Linked DNA regions of Homo sapiens: region 2 is linked to region 1. Evidence: read pairs that join two places in POLR2A ChIA-PET (ENCODE). Cell type or tissue: CD4-positive, alpha-beta T cell. All regions are shown on one strand. Each heading gives the region's core, and the rest is flanking DNA. Links, peaks and the distances in the headings are about the cores only.

Evidence for each region. ChIA-PET counts read pairs that join two places held together with the same protein. Peaks named below come from ENCODE experiments on the same cell type or tissue, not always from the same donor. Only the 100,000 strongest peaks of a DNase experiment are listed, where the experiment ranks them.
Region 2: POLR2A ChIA-PET joins it to region 1 with 27 read pairs; 25 of 35 experiments call an interaction of 5 or more read pairs at or near these places.

What each region holds. Positions count from the first base shown.
Region 1 is chr16:66,826,127-66,834,453 of GRCh38, reverse strand. It overlaps NAE1 (NEDD8 activating enzyme E1 subunit 1), which reads left to right and starts at 3,478. Exons shown (of 20, transcript NM_003905.4): 1 at 3,478-3,607; 2 at 7,674-7,777; 3 at 7,871-7,931. The coding sequence starts at 3,555. RefSeq lists silencers at 3,518-3,742, 3,724-3,783, 3,794-4,003 and an enhancer at 3,254-3,754. In CD4-positive, alpha-beta T cell, for the core only: a CTCF peak has its summit at 3,427 (motif pointing left); a DNase peak (open chromatin) is centred at 3,473; H3K4me3 peaks cover 2,087 bases.
Region 2 is chr16:66,875,784-66,884,110 of GRCh38, reverse strand. It overlaps PDP2 (pyruvate dehydrogenase phosphatase catalytic subunit 2), which reads right to left and starts at 3,596. Exons shown (of 2, transcript NM_020786.4): 1 at 3,471-3,596. RefSeq lists a silencer at 3,143-3,322 and enhancers at 2,782-3,554, 3,803-3,882, 6,033-6,082. In CD4-positive, alpha-beta T cell, for the core only: no CTCF peak of the experiment used is centred there; DNase peaks (open chromatin) are centred at 3,640 and 5,810; H3K4me3 peaks cover 1,670 bases.

The DNA of each region.
Region 1 (8,327 bases), core at 223-8,222:
ACAGTCATGAACCACTGTACCCAGCCAAGAATTTGCCTTTCTTTTTTTTTTTTTTTTTTTTTTTGAGACGGAGTCTCACTCTGTCGCCCAGGCTGGAGTGCAGTGGCGGGATCTCGGCTCACTGCAAGCTCCACCTTCCTGGTTCACGCCATTCTCCTGCCTCAGCCTCCCGAGTAGCTGGGACTAGAGGCGACCACCACTGCGCCCAGCTAATTTTTTGTATTTTTAGTAGAGACGGGGTTTCACCGTGGTCTCGATCTCCTGACCTCATGATCCACCCGCCTCTGCCTCCCAAAGTGCTGGGATTACAGGCGTAAGCCACCGCGCCTGGCCGAATTTGCCTTTCTAACAAGTTTCCAAAGTGATGTTGATGCCGCTGGTCCAGGACCACACTTTGAAAACCAATAGCTTAAATGAATTACACCATGGCTTCCTGGTCTGATATATCTGGTTTCCACCCTCCACAACAGGGAGAACTCACCAGTGGGCCCTGAATTCTTTCATGTCAGGGCCGTCAAAAGAACTGTGTCTGATCAGCCTCCTCTGCTCCAGCATAGGCACCTTTACATGGTTTTACGGGTTGAATTATTATTATTATTTTCACTTTCATCTCTACAGAAAATAATCTAAAAATTAGCCAGGTGTGGTGGTGGGTGCCTGTAGTCTCAGCTGCTCAGGAGGCTGAAGTGGGAGGATTGCTTGAACCTAGGAGGTTGTGGCTACAGTGAGCCATGATTATACCACTGCACTCCAGCTCAGGTGAAAGAATGAGATCCTGTCCCCCACTGCTGCCAAAAAATAGTAACCAGACTCCAAAAGCATAGGCAACAAAAGCAAAAATAGACAAATGGGTTTATACCAAATTAAAAAGCTTCTGCACAGCAAAGGAAATGACAGAATAAAGAGACAACCCACAGATTGAGAAAAAAATATTTACAAAATATACATTAGATCAGGGACTAATATCCAAAATGTACAAACTCAGACCGCTCAATAACAATAAAACAAATAACCCTATTAAAAATGGGCAGGGCCAGGTGCAGTGGCTCATGCCTGTAGTCCCAGTACTTTGAGGGGCTGAGGCAGGAGGACTGCTTCAACCCAGGAGTTTGAGACAAGTCTGGGCAATATAGTGTGACCCCACCTCTAAAAAAATAATGATAATATTAATACAAAGCTTCTGGGCTGAATTATGTCCTCCTCAGAAGTTACTGAAGTCCTAACCTGCCAGTACCCGTGAAGGTGATCTTATTTGGAAACAGGGTCTCTGCAAGTGTAAACCAGTTAAGATGAAGTCATCAGTGTGAGCCCTGATCCAATGTGACTTGTGTCCTTAAGAGAGGAAACACAGAGACATGAGGGGAGAATGCCATGTGATGATGGAGGCAGAGACTGAAGTGCTGTGGCTGCTAGCCAAAGATTGCCAGCAAACCCCCAGAAGCCAAGAAGAAGCGGACGGATTCTCCCCTACAGGTTTCAGAAGGAGCATAGTCCCACCCGTGCTTTGATTGTAGACTTCCAGCCTCCAGAACTGTGAGACAATAAATTTCTCTTGTTTTAAGTCACCCAGTTTGTGGTTCTTTGTTACGACATTCCTAGGAAACTGATACCCTGAGGTATCATTTTACAGACAACACCAACACAAACCTTTTCAAAATCATTTACTTCTTCACGGGCAATATGACTAGCCTTCTACCAAATTTGTGGGTGTTTCCTTTCATGAAGTCCATAGGTATGAGAAACTAAGCAGTGAACTCTCATCTGCTGCCTTTTGACCTTCCTACTTTCCCGGAGTGTATTTTATTATCCCTTATATTTTACCTGTCCACTTGGAGAAGGAAATGTGACAGCACAAACACATGATGAGCTGGGAAAGCCTCACACCTCTGTTTCCCATCAGTGTGTTCCATGGGAGCTGGGTAAGGGCAAGGGAAGGTATGGGAAGGTGTACTCTCACCCTAGTCCAGGAGACCATGCCCAGGGCAAAGTGCAATTCATCATCACTGCATCATTACCATCAAACTGTGCCATCTCTCTGGTCCCCATCCTAGGGGATTGGGGGTGGGGATCTGTGTTCATTTTCACCTTATTTCAGGCAGTTATTAACCTGAAGGTGCCTGTAGGGTCTGCGAGATAGCAGGGAAGGAGTCTTCGTCTCCCTCACAGATGGTCACCTTGTCTTCAGCACCACCACCCCCCTCCCAATTGTTCTCATGGGGTAACCTCCTTCCTTGGCCTCCCATCCCCACAGGACAGCCGTTCTCTTCCTGAAAGGAGGGTCTTTTCAGGAAGTGGAGGACTTTAAATTCCTCCTTGGATCTATGTTCACAGTCTTCAGAACCCAGCCTGTCCCAACTGTCTCTCAAACCTTCTCAACCACTCCCTATCCTTCACCTGACCAAACTTACTCTAGCACCTACAGCTTGCTATGCCTTCTTTGCTTCCTAGAGATGGCACCTGCTGTTCCTTATGCTTAAAACACCCTTCCAGCTGGGCACAGTGGATCATGCCTATAATCTCAGCACATTGGGAGGCCAAGGCGGGCAGATCGCTTGAGCCCAGGAGTTTGAGACCAGCCTGGGCCATGACGAAACCCCATCTCTACAAAAAATGTACAAAAATTAGCCAGGTGTGGTGGTGCATGCCTGTAGTCCCAGCTACTTGGGAGGCTGAGGTGAGAGGATTGCTGCCTGGGAGGTTGAAGCTGCAGTGAATTGAGATCACACCACCGAACTCCAGTCTGAGCAATAGAGAGAGACCCTGTCTCAAACAAAACAAAACAAAACAAAACAAAACACTCCTCCATCTCCAAACCACATGAAACATTCTTGGAGAGGGGGACTGGGGAGGTTCTTCTGTGCACCCCTGAGCACCCTGCTTCCCTCTATCTAGAGGAAGGCCACATTGTCTGGTAAGTGCTTGTTTGCTGTCCCTCTTCCTTCATGAGACTAAACTCTCCAAGAACAGAGCCCTGGACTTGTCTGCATCTGCAGCAGGGAGCCCCTAGCTTTGTGATTCAAAATAGGCTTGTGGGCTTTTCATGAGAGGAAGAAATGGGTGAAAAATAATGATCATCAAAATGAAAGTTATTATTCATGCAAGATTTGGGGGGAGTCTGGCCTCCTGTATTCAAAATCTCATTTAAGGTCAAAAGACACTTGGGACCCATTTATCCCCACTGCACAGGTGAGCACACTGAGGATTTGAGAGGTAAAGAGTAGATCTCACAGCCAGTTAAGTGGTCGAAATACAAGTATGCCTGATTCCAATGCCCCAGTCGCCCCCAATTACTGCATGGACAGAGGGCAAATTGGCAGGCTAGCGGGTCTGCCTTTCTGGCCGATGGGGACCAAGAGCCCCAGACCCGCTCGGGTACCAGGGCCGCTTAGGCCCCGGCGTACCGGCGACGCGTGCGCAGTGCAGTGCGGCGCCCCCTGCAGGCAGCGCGCAGGAGACGGTAGCGGCGAAGGGGCGCTCAGTGCGCCTGCGCGCTTGTGGAGCTGGTGGCGGCGCTCCGCAGGGGCTCGGCTGTTTTCCGCGCGGCAGGCGCGGCCATGGCGCAGCTGGGAAAGCTGCTCAAGGAGCAGAAGTACGACCGGCAGCTGAGGTGAGCCGAGGCTCACCGAGCCGAGGGCGGGCCGGCGGGCTTTCCAGCATTCGGGCCGGGCCTAAGGGCGCGGGCGGCGCGGTCGGGCCTTCCTCAGGCCTTCTTCCAGGCTGGGCCGGGCCGTGCGGGGCGCGGGAAGCCGGCGCTCGGAGCTCCCGCCCTGGGCCAAAGGTGCTCCGCGAGGGCTGGGACCCCTTCCCCCGCCACGCGGTGTGCAGTTCGGGGGACGGGGTCCCCAGCGCCAGCCGGGTAGCTAAGGCGGCTGCCGGCCCCGTTGCGCCCAGGCTCCTCGTTTTCCGAATGGGGAGGCCCGGGGCGCACCGCATCCCGGCCGCGAGGGCGGCACAGAGGGTTAGGTTTTGTTCTCAGCCAGCGCTGTCCAATGGAAATAAAATGCTAGTCTCATGTGAGCCGCAAATGTAATTATAAATTTTCTAGTAACCACACTAAAGGTAAAATGAAACAGATGAAATTGATTTTTAAATACAATTTAACCCAATATGTCCAAAACATTACTATTTCAACACAATATAAAAAGTTCTTGAGATATTTTACTTAAATTTTTATTTTTATTTTTATTTTTGTTTTTGTAGAAACGAGGTTTTTGCCACCTTTCCCCAAGCTGGTCATGAGTATTTTCCTTTTTAAAACTGTCTTGGAGGACCGGCACGGTGGCTCACGCCTGTAATCCCAGCACTTTGGGAGGCCGAAGCGGGCGGATCACCTGAGGTCAGGAGTTCGAGACCAGCCTGGGCAACATGGTGAAACCCTGTTTCTATTTAAAAATTCAGAAATTAGCTGGGCGTGGTGGTGCGCGCCTGTAATCCCAGTTACTCTGGAGGCTGAGGCTGGAGAATCGGTTGAATCCAGGAGGTGTAGGTTTCAGGGAGCCGAGATCGTGCCACTGCACTCCAGCCTGGGTGACAGAGCGAGACTCCGTCAAAAAAGCCCCCCCAAAACTATCGTATAAATATTGTATTTTACACTTACCAGCACATCTCAGTTAACACTAGCCTCATTGCTTGTGCTCAGTAGTACATGTGGCTAGCAGCTACCTTAATGGACAGTGCAGGCCTAAGCCATCAGGAGGGTCCTTGGGTACTTCCCCACCCTTGCCTTTTCTCCTTGCACTACCCATTCCTTATTTATTGAGCGTCTTCTGTGTCTTGAGGCTGTGGAGATAACAAAGCTGCTCAGCTTTCCTCCTTCCTGGAGCCTCTGAGACAACAGAAGTTATATGTCCCCAAGGACTGGAGCTTCTGTTTGCGCCACCAGCCTAGTGCTGTAGTAGAGGCTTTAGGCACTTAGTTCTGAGAGTACCCTTGAAAGCAACCATTTCCTGTGCTTTACAGTTGGAGAAACAGAGTCTTGGAGAAGTTAGGTAATTTGCCCAGAGTTCCCCATATCTTTGAGCCAGGATGTAAACTAAGGCTCTTCTGGCTTTTTCGGAGGTACTCAGTTACATCCTGCTTCCAAGCTTTTCGGAGAAGAAACAGGGTAACAGTCCTTATAACCAACTTAGGTTTTCTTGTAAATTCTTGGAGTTCTTGTGTTTCTAATGCAGGTATAACTGTACATGACAGAGCTGAGAAGATAGTTGAGGTTACTAAGCAACTCTAACAAAAGAGGGTTTTTGCTGAGGGCATTCCATTTAAGTCCCAAACTTTACTTTCATAGTGAGAACTGGTTTTGAAGTGTCAAAGGGAAGCAGTTAGAAGCAAAATGCAGCAGTCAATAAGCCCCTCCTTACTTCACGTTAGTTGGGCCAGCAAGATAGTAGAGAGGACTGATTCATTTGGCCTATTCTTGAAACATGTTACTTAGAGACACACCAGGATTCTTTTTTTTTTTTTTTTCAGGGACAAGGTCTCACTTTGTGACCCAGGCTAGAGTGCAGTGGCTAGAGTGCAGTGGCAAGAACACTGCTCACTGCAGCCTCAACTTCCTGGGCTCTAACGATCCTCCTGCCTCAGCCTCTTGAGTAGCTGGGACTACAGGCATGTGCCACCATGCTTAGCTAACTGTTTTAGAGATGGGGGTTTGCCCAGGCTGGTCTCGTACCTCTGCACTCAAGTGATCCTCCTGCCTCAGCCTCCCAAAGTGCTAGGATTACAGGCATGAGCCACAGTGCCTGGCCTCAGTATTCTTTTTGTTTTATTTTTGAGGTGGGTCTCAGTATGTTACCCAGGCTGGAGTGCAGTGGCTGTTCGCAGGTATGATTATTGGCACACCACAGCCTTGATCTCCTGGGCTGGAGTGATCCTCCTGCCTCAGTCTCCCAAGCAGCTGGGACTACAGGCACACACACTATCTCACCCTGCTTGAGATGCACCAGTATTTTTTTTTTTTTTTTTTTGAGACGGAGTCTCACTGTGTTGCGCAGGCTGGAGTGCAGTGGCGCGGTCTTGGCTCACTGCAATCTCCGCCTCCTGCGTTCATGCGATTCTCATGCCTCAGCCTCCCTAGTAGCTGGGATTATAGGTGCGTGCCACTGTGCCTGGTTAATTTTTGTATTTTTAGTAGAGACGGGGTTTCACTATGTTGGCCAGCCTGGTCTCAAACTCCTGACCTCAGGTGATCTGCCTGCCTCCGCCTCCCAAAGTGCTGGGATTACAGGCGTGAGCCACTGCGCCCAGCCAAGATGCACCAGTATTCTTAAATTTACTCTCCAACTATCTAAGCATCCATCAACCATATATGTCAGGTGTCTTCTACGTGCCATACTTTGATGGAGAAAACAGGCGTTTACGGTCCATCTGGTTCTTCTAGGCGATTCCTCCATACATTTGACAGCTGTCTGGGCCCTTATGGAGCATACAGTGGAGTGGAAAGATGGATGCTCAGCAAACAAAAACAAATGAAGCCAGGTACAGTGGCTTGTGCCTGTAGTCCCAGCAACTCTAGAGGCTGAGGCGAGAGAAATGCTTGAACCCAGGAGTTCAAGACCAGTCTGGATAACATAGTAAGACCCTGTATCAAAAACAAAAACAAAAAACAAGGCAGTTGCTTGACATGCTCTGGAGGACATACTGACTACATAATAAGGGGTAATCTGCTTTAAATCAGGTAACAGGGAAGGCACATTAATCACTCTATTAGAATGTTCATTGGGTAATATACTTTAAAGCACTCCTGTAGAAGTTGATGTGAGGCTTTTCAGATGATAATTCAGTTTTCTTGGTAAAGCTTTTGCAGAAGTCACAGTAATAAGCCCTATGTCGAGATCTTAAATGCATCTAACTTAACTTAAATGCATCTAATATAATTTTTTTTTTTTTTGAGACGGAGTCTCGCTCTGTCGCCCAGGCTGGAGTGCAGTGGCGCAATCTCGGCTCACTTCAAGCTCCGCCTCCTGGGTTCACGCCATTCTTCTGCCTCAGCCTCCGAGTAGGTGGGACTACAGGCGCCTGCCACCACGCCCAGCTAATTTTTTGTATTTTTTAGTAGAGACAGGGTTTCACCATGTTAGTCACGATGGTCTCGATCTCCTGACCTCGTGATCCGCCTGCCTTGGCCTCCCAAAGTGTTGGGATTACAGGTGTGAGCCACTGCACCTGGCACATCTAACATAATTTAAGAATAAATGAAATAGGGCTGGGCACGGTGGCTCACACCTGTAATCCCAGCATTTTGGGAGGCCAAGTGAGCTGAGATCATGCCACTACACTCCAGCCTGGGTGACAGAGCAAGACTCTGTCTCAAAACAAAACAAAGAATAAATGAAATAGAAAACAGATGAGGGTTTAAATCCAAAGACGCTTTTTAAATGTTTGTTTGTTTGTTTTGAGACAGAGTGTCGCTCTTGTGCCCAGGCTGATAAGGGGCTGGAAGACCAAGTTTCTGTTTCTAATTTGACCCTCTCCCTCTTTTCCCCTAACCATTCAAGGCATCAACCTGAGTTCTAGATTACTGTATAATCACTATACTAATATCTGTTCCCGTCTTACCTGTATTCTGTGGTTATCATATCAGTCTATGCAAGGAAAGTTTAAAGATCACCATTCAAATAAGAAAGCTGTATTTTCATGAAAGTTTTAAAAACATCAAATTTGTGTCTGTTTTGTAGGTTGTGGGGTGATCATGGGCAAGAGGCTTTAGAATCTGCTCATGTTTGCCTAATAAATGCAACAGCCACAGGAACTGAAATTCTTAAAAACTTGGTACTACCAGGTAACGTAGGTTTGTGGTTGTGTTCTAAATATACTTCTTTAAGTTTATGACCTAGAACTATGTATTCCTGACTGACTCTGTTTTGGCTCTCAGGTATTGGTTCGTTTACAATTATTGATGGAAATCAGGTCAGCGGAGAAGATGCTGGAAACAAGTATGTTCTATTCTCTTCAAATATATTCACGTTAAGGAAGGCAAGGCCTGAGTCTTAGCTTCACCTCCTCAGTCAGGGTGACTCGACTCTCAGTGGAAATCATCCTTATGTTTGGGATTATGGTGAGGAAGTGAGATAATATAGGTAAAGTGCTAGTACAGCATCTGGCAAATAGGGCATTAATAAATGTTACCCATCATTACTGTCTTTATTGTTATTAATACAAAGGAGTAGTCGTTATTCCTTTATTCATGGAATATGGGCACTTCCTAAGCTCTTGTATTGATCCGTAGGTGTTAGCATATAATTAACAATAATGCCTGTTGTTTGTGATGTCTTTTAGGCTTAGTCTAGGGGTATCTCTCTTTACAGTGTCAACAAAAATGCTGTTTTAAA
Region 2 (8,327 bases), core at 13-8,012, 50 kb before region 1:
GCTCCGCCTCCCAGGTTCATGCCATTCTCCTACCTCAGACTCTGGAGTAGCTGGGACTACAGGCGCCCGCCACCACACCTGGCCAATTTTTTGTATGTTTAGTAGAGACAGGGTTTCACCATGTTAGCCAGGATGGTCTCGATCTCCTGACCTTGTGATCCACCTGCCTCGGCCTCCCAAAGTGCTGGGATTACAGGCGTGAGCCAAAGCACCCAGCCACAAATTTAATTTCTTAAAAATACTGACTTCTGAAAACATTTGCTAATATCCTGAACAAAAATGACTTAGAATAAACTATTTAAAATACACTAAACTCACTCTCACCAGCAGACTATAAGTGTTCATTTAAATATCTGCTTCGGGGGCCAGGCCTGGTGGCTCATGCCTGTAATCCTAGCACTTTGGGAGGCCAAGGTGGGTGGATAGCTTGAGCCCAGGAGTTCGAGACTAGCCTGGGCAACATGGTGAAACCCTGTCTCTCCAAAAAAATAAAAAAAATAAAAAAATTGCCAGGCATGGTGGTGTGTATCTATAGTCACAGCTACTTGGGAGGCTGAGGTAGGAGAATCATCTGAGCCTGGTAAGTTGAGGCTGCAGAAAGCAGTGATTGTGCCACTGCAGTCTAGCCTGGGCCTCACTAGAGAGGGAGTGAGACCCTGTCTCAAAGAAAACAAAAACAGGCCTGACGCGGTGGCTCACGCCTGTAATCCCAGCACTTTGGGAGGCCGAGGTGGGCTGATCACGAGTTCAGGAGATCGAGACCATCCTGGCTAACACAGTGAAACCCCGTCTCTACTAAAAATACAAAAATTTAGCTGGGTGCAGTGATGGGCGCCTGTAGTCCCAGCTACTCAGGAGGCTGAGGCAGGAGAATGGCGTGAACCCAGGAGGCAGAGTTTGCAGTGAGCCAAGATTGCACCACTGCACTCCAGCCTGGGCGAGAGCGAAACTCCGTCTCAAAAATAAATAAATAAATAAATAATCTGCTTCGGGCATAGTGGCTCATACCTGTAACCACTCCAAAGGCTGAGGCGGGAGGATCACTTGAGCCTAGGAGTTCCAAGACCAGCCTGGGCAACATAAGGAGACCTGGTTTCTACAAAAAATTTTTTTACAAATTAGTTGGGCATGGTGGCGCACACCTATAGCCCCATTCACTTGTAAGGCTGAGGTGAGAGGATTGCTTAAGCCCTGGAGGTCAAGACTGCAATGAGCTGTGCTCCTGCCACTGCACTCCAGCCTGGGCAACAGAGCAAGACCCTGTCTCAAAAACTAAATTTTATATACATGTATATTTCCCCACTAGTCTATAAACTCCATGACTCAAGCAACTATGGCTGCCTTACTCACCAACAGCTTTCCAGTGCCTGGCCCTGTACCCGGCACACACTAAGTCCTCAAATACTGGCTAAATATGACATTTTCAGAGGCCCAATAGCACACTAGCTGTGATACTATCTTGTGTAGCATCAGACACACTGCTGATGAGGTAACACTCCAGTTATCTATTGGTGGAATGGGAATATTAGTCTTAGAAGGTTTTGTGAGAATTTAATAAAATATGACGCTTCTGCTAAAAAAAAAAAAGTAGCTATTATTTTCATCATTAGGTATATACCCCTCTAAGTCATTCTGGGTATTTTTTGTTTGGTTTTTTTTTGTTTTGTTTTGTTTTTGAGATGGAGCCTGGCTCTGTCCCCAGGCTAGAGTGCAATGGTAAGATCGTGGCTCACTGCAGCCTTGCCCTTCTGGCCTCAAGGGATCCTCCTGCCTCAGCCTCCTACATAGCTGGGACTACAGGCATGTGCCGCCAGGCCCAGCTAATAGACAGGGTCTCCCCGTGTTTTCCAGGCTGGTCTCAAACTCCTAGGCTCAAGCGATCTTCCGCCCTTGGCCTCCCAAAGTGCTGAGATTACAGGTGGGAGCTACTGCGCACAGTCATTCTGTACGTATTTTTGTAGAGTTGTAACCCCAACTTTGAATCTGGCTTTCCTGATAAGAGTATTTTTTCACATCTGATGGCTACATTTTGACATAAATAATCACAACTTACTTAACTATTCTTTACGGCTGGAAATTTAGAGGTTGTTTCTACTACTTGCTATTTATTAATATAAAATACCAAACTGGACTGGGCACAGTGGCTCATGCCTATAATCTCAGCATTTTGGGAGGCCAAGGCAAGAGGATCACTTGAGGCTAGGGAGTTTAAGACCACCCTGGGTGATACAGCAAGTGCCCCATCTCTACAAAAATTTTTAGATTAGCTGGGCATGGTGGTAAGTGCCTGTAGTCCCAGCTACTCAAGAGGCTGAGGTGGGAGGATCGCTTGAGCCCAAGATTTCAAGACTGCAGTGAGCTATGATCACACCACTGCACTCCAGCCTGGGCGACAGAGCCAGATCTGTCTCTTTAAAAACAACAACAACAACAAAACCCCACCAAACTGTACTGCTTTATGCAGTAACCTTTTCTCTACTTAGGTTTTATCCTAGTTATTTCCCAAACAAGGAGTCAGTAGGTCCAAGGGTGTAGACTCATTGCCAAACTGATTTCCAAAAGCTTCACATCTGCCTCCTCAAGGGGGTGACGAGTTTCCTAGTCCCTTCACTAGCCCTGGTGGTACTTTTCCTTGGAATATAATAAATTAAATTAAATTAAATTAAATTAAATTAAATTAAAAAAAAAAAAACAGAACAAAACCTTGACCCATTATAATGAGCTTTTCATGTATGAATCCTGCCCTCGGGATCTCGAGATCATTTGTCGGGACCTCAAGAGTTCCCAGGACTGAGGACCGTCCCTTCACTCCCCCACCCCCTGCCAGCCCACCCCGCAGAAGTCGGTGCGGGGGCGGTCTGTCCGGGAGCAGAGGGCGCCTGACGCTCCGGCCCTGCAGTCAAGGCAGGCAGCGGTGCAGGGTGATACACCGCAGCCAGGACGCAAACCCTCTTGCATCCTTAAAGAAAACAGACAGGTCCCAAGTTCAAATCTCTGACTTCAGCCTCATCGCTAAGTGCATGGACTCCGGAGCCCACCAAAACCGATCTCCCTAGAACCCCGGCACGGCCGTACCCCAGCTGGGTGCCCCCGGGCGACCCGCTTGGTGCCTCTGAGCCCCGGCTTGCCAGCCTGTAAAACAGGGGCGTGCAGTCGGGACACAGAGCTCCAAGGGGTGCTCGATAGGCCAGAGCAGCTAGTGGGGTGCCCCGGTAGGCAGCCAAGGGTCCTCGGCGAGCCCGCGGGCCCACGTGGCGCGCGCACGTGAGTGGGGTGACCGTGGTCGTAGGCCCAGCTGGTCCCTCTCCGCCGCGGACCCGCCCCCTCACCTCAGCTCTCCCTCCGCCCAGTCACCTGAGCCGGTGCCGCAGGCCGGGAGGGTCAGGCGCCGGCGAGGCCTGGCGGGGAAAGAGGTGTCCACATCCCCCGCTCGTTACCTTCCCTACCTCGGACCCTCGCCCGCTTCTCACCAGCTGGCGAGGCCACAGCCGCCCGCTCCGTCCGGTCAGTTCAGCGCCTGCGCACAGTGCCACAACTGCGGCCACCAGGTCCTCACCTCACCCAGGCGGTCCCTAGTCAGGACCCAGCTCCAGAAGGAAGCGCCCTCCCGCCAGCCCTGGTTGGCTCAATTGCGGAGGCGGGCCCTTGATGGACAGAGGTATTGCCCAATGGCTAAAGAGGATGAGAGGCGGGCAGAAAGGCGGGACCCGGGAGGGGGCAACACCGCCCCTTACCCCCTGCCTGGGTGCTGAAAGTGTTCGAGCGCGGGGCCACAGGACCAGGCAGTCACGTGCCTGAGATCGCCAGCTACGTGGCCGCTACACTCTGCATACCCCGAACCCAGCGGCCTCCCCAATTCCTCACCGTTGTTAGAACACCTCACTGCTTCCTCTCCACTTCGGTGTCGACCACTCCAGAACCCTCTCTTGAGCGCCACACCCTGATGTCCAGCCACCTGGACACCTGCCTCTGGAGGCCCCCAGGCGCCTCAAACATAACTTACCCCAAACTCAGCTTTCTGCCAAACTTGCTTTTTCTCTTCTCTCCTAACCCAGTAATGGCCCCACCATCTGCCCAGAGACCCAAGCCAAAACCCTGGGAGGCATCTTGACTCCTTCCTCTCCCTCACCCTCTCTTTCCAGTTATCTAATGCTGTAAATCCTATCTCCTAAATCTCTCTCCACTCATCCATCCGGCGACGCAGCCACCCTATTCCAAGCCTCTCACTTGATTTTACGGTTTTCCCTCCTCCACCTTTGACTTGGTCCTAACCACAGAGCAGAGCAGCCAGAATGACGCCCCTCCCACCTTTTCTCGTGGTTGGTGGGTAGAGACAAGGTCTTTCTATGTTGCCCAGGCTGGTCTCAAACTGCCGGGCTCAAGCAATCCTCCCACCTCAGCCTCCCCAAAGTGCTGGGATTACAGACGTGAGCCATCACGCCTGGCAGAATGACACTTCTAAAACTCAAATTCCAAGGCCGAGTGCGGTGGCTCCTGCCTGTAATCCCAGCACTTTGGGAGGCCGAGGCGGGGGGATCTCCTGAGGTCAGGAGTTTGAGACCAGCCTGGCCAACATCACGAAACCGTCTCTACTAAAAATACAAAAATTAGCTGGGAGTGGTGGTGCGCGCCTGTAGTCCCAGCTACCTGGGAGGCTGAGGCATGAGAATCATTTGAACCAGGGAGGTGGAAGTTGCACTGAGGTGAGATCATGCCACTGCACGCCAGCCTGGGAGACAGAGTGAGAGTCTGTCTCAAAAAAAACAAAAACAGAAACAAAAACAAACCAAAAAAACCCTCAAATTCCTGCCCTAAAGTCTTTTTTTTTTTTTTTTTTTTTTTTTTTTGAGACGGAGTCTCGCTCTGTCGCCCAGGCTGGAGTGCAGTGGCGGGATCTCGGCTCACTGCAAGCTCCGCCTCCCGGGTTCACGCCATTCCCCTGCCTCAGCCTCCCAAGTAGCTGGGACTACAGGCGCCCGCCACTACGCCCGGCTAATTTTTTGTATTTTTAGTAGAGACGGGGTTTCACCGTTTTAGCCGGGATGGTCTCGATCTCCTGACCTCGTGATCCGCCCGCCTCCGCCTCCCAAAGTGCTGGGATTACAGGCGTGAGCCACCGCGCCCGGCCTCCTGCCCTAAAGTCTTTAGTGGTTTCCCACAAACCATTAAGCTTTGAACTGACCATTATATTGGCCTGCTACTGACAATTAACTCAGCACGGCTGGCGGCTGGTAGGTTGAGAGAGACAGCGAACCCCGACACCAGATAATCCCTCCGTCCCTTCTGGTCCTAACATTGTGGCATTCCAGTGATGACCTGCTTCCTTATAAATTATTTTCACAGAACTCTTGTAACTATGGTAAGTCAGATGGAGTCCTTCCCTGGAGACAGAGAAAAATGGGAGACAACCAGAAAAAGCCACTTGGAGCCCTGAGAGTGTGGTTTTCCAGAAGGAAGACACCCTGGCTTACCTGGGCAGCCTGGCCAGCCTCCTGGACCCAAGGACGTGGTCACAATAAAACTGCTCATGTCAGACTTGCCCTTGTATATTTATAGTTCCACTCACCCTTAGCCCTTTCCAGAAGTTCAAAGTCAGGACTGGCAATATCTCTCTTCCTGCATATTAAGAGGACTGTTTCAGACCCAAACTAAAAAAAAGTCTAAGGGTTTCTAATAAATGAGTGCAAGAGAATGCAAAAGCACACTTCTTCCCTCCCCCCAGCAGACAGGTCATATAGGGTCACAACGGGTTACCCTTCCGGACAGAGGCAGCAGTGTTTAATTATTCAATCTGCAGGTGTTATGGGTGCCCACAATGTGTCAGGCCCTGGGCTGACTGCTGAGACACACAGATGGCGGCCCCCGCCACTTTCCTGAGAAAAATTACATCATTCCACCAAGCCTGAAACCACTGAGTTTTTCTAAGTTACCACACACACCCACTTCCAAAGTAAAAATGCACCCTGGAGGATTTTATGTGCATTGGAACTTTCATTTCAAGGCTATAACCAGTTCAGTCACCCTATATAGGATGGCCAGCCGAAGTCCCTCACCGGATCTCTCAAGGCTTCCTTGTCCCAAGGTCTTATAAGCAAATACGATGGAAAAGGATTACTTCTCTCTCCTTCGAGAAAGGGAAAGCATAGCTCGATTGGCAGGTTTTTTTTGTTTTTGTTTTTGTTTTTGTTTTGATATGGAGTCTCACTCTGTCACCCAGTCTGGAGGGCAATGGTGTGGTCTCGGCTCACTGCAACCTCCGCCTCCCGGGTTCAAGCGATTCTCCCGGCTCAGCCTCTCAAGTAGCTGGGACCACAGGCATGTGCCATCATACCCGGCTAATTTCTGTATTTTTAGTAGAGAGGGGGTTTCACTATGTTGGCCAGGTTGGTCTCAAACTCCTGACCTTGTGATCTGCCTGCCTTGGCCTCCCAAAGTGCTGGGATTACAGGCGTGAGCCACTGTGCCCAGCTGTTCAATTGGCATTTTTAGAGAAAAGATGTAAAAATATTCAGCCTCACTCAAAACCAAAGAAATGGCCAGGCACAGTGGCTCATGCCTGTAATCCCAACAATTTGGGAGGCCGAGGTAGGTAGATCACTTGAGCTCAGGAGTTCGAGACCAGCCTGGGCAACATGGTGAAACCCCCCCATCTCTACAAAAAATACAAAAATTAGGCTGGGGGCGGTGGCTCACGCCTGTAATCCCAGCACTTTGGGAGGCCAAGGTGGGCAGATCACTTGAGGTCGGGAGTTTGAGACCAGCCTGGCCAACATAGTGAAACCCTGTCTCTAATAAAAATACAAAAAATTAGCCAGGTGTAGTAGTTTGTGTCTGTAATCCCAGCTACAGGAGGCTGAGGCAGGAGAAGTGCTTGAACCTGGTAGGCAGAGGTTGCACTCCAGCCTGGGTGACAGAGTGAGACTCTGTCTCAAACAAACAAACAAACAAACAAACAAAACAAAAATTAGCTAGGCGTGGTGGTATGCATCTGTAGTCCCAGCTACTCAGGAGACTGAGGTGGGAGGATGGGAGGATGGCTTGAGCCTGGGAGGCAGAGGTTGCAGTGAGCCAAGATTGTGCCACTACACTCCACCTTGGGCAAAAGAGCCAGACCCTGTCTCAAAGTAATATTAATAATAATAATAAATAAAAGAAAAAGAAATGCTAATTAAATGAACCATTAATTTTTGTCAGTCAACCTGGTAAATATTAAAACAGGGTTTAAATACATAACATTGGCAAGAGAGCATTGCCATCTTAGCAGGGAGTGTGATATGGTTTGGCTCTTTGTCCCCACCCAAATCTCATTTCAAATTGTAATTCCCACTTGTCAAGGGAGGGATCTGGTGGGAGGTGATTGGATCATAAGGGCTGTTCCCTCATGCTGTTCTCATAATAGTGAGTGAGTTCCCACGAGATCTGATTTTGTTTTTTTTTTTTAACAGAGTCTCGCTCTGTTGCCCAGGCTGGAGTGCAGTGGCGCGATCTCAGCTCACTGCAAGCCCCGCCTCCCGGGTTCACGCCATTCTCCTGCCCAAGCCTCCCAAGTAGCTGGGACTACAGGTGCCCGCTACCATTCTCGGCTAATTTTTTGTATTTTTAGTAGAAACAGGATTTCACTGTGTTAGCCAGGATGGTCTGGATCTCCTGACCTCGTGGAGATCTGATTGTTTATAACAGACAGTTTCCCCTGTGCTCTTGCTTGCCTGCCGCCATTTAAAACGTGTCTTGCTTCCCCTTTGTCTTCTGCCATGATTGTAAGTTTCCTGAGGCCTCCCCAGCCATGCGGAAATGTGAGTCAATTAAACCTCTTTCCTTTATAAATTATGCAGTCTCAGGTATTCTTCATAGCAGTGTGAAAACTGACTAATACAGAGCATACATGGAGGCTACTCAATGGGCATACCTTTGATCCACTAATTCTACTTATTTCAATTTATCCTAAAGAGACAAAGGTGAACATTACAAATTTTTTACAGTAAATATACATTACTCCATCTAGCATAACTTGTATAATGAGGGGGGGAAAAGCAAAACTATTTTTATTTTATTTTTTATTTATTTATTCTTTTTTTGAGACAGAGTCTTGCTCTGCTGCCTAGGCTGGAGTGCAGTGGCACAATCTTGGCTCACTGCAACCTCTGCCTCCTGGGTTCAAGCAATTCTCCTGCCTCAGCCTCCCAAGTATCTGGGACTACAGGCACACGCTGCCACGCCTGGCTAATTTTTTTGTTTGTTTGTTTGTATTTTTAGTAGAGACGGGGTTTCACCACATTGCCCAGGCTGGTCTCGAACTCCTGAGCTCAGGCAATCGGCCCGTCTCAGCC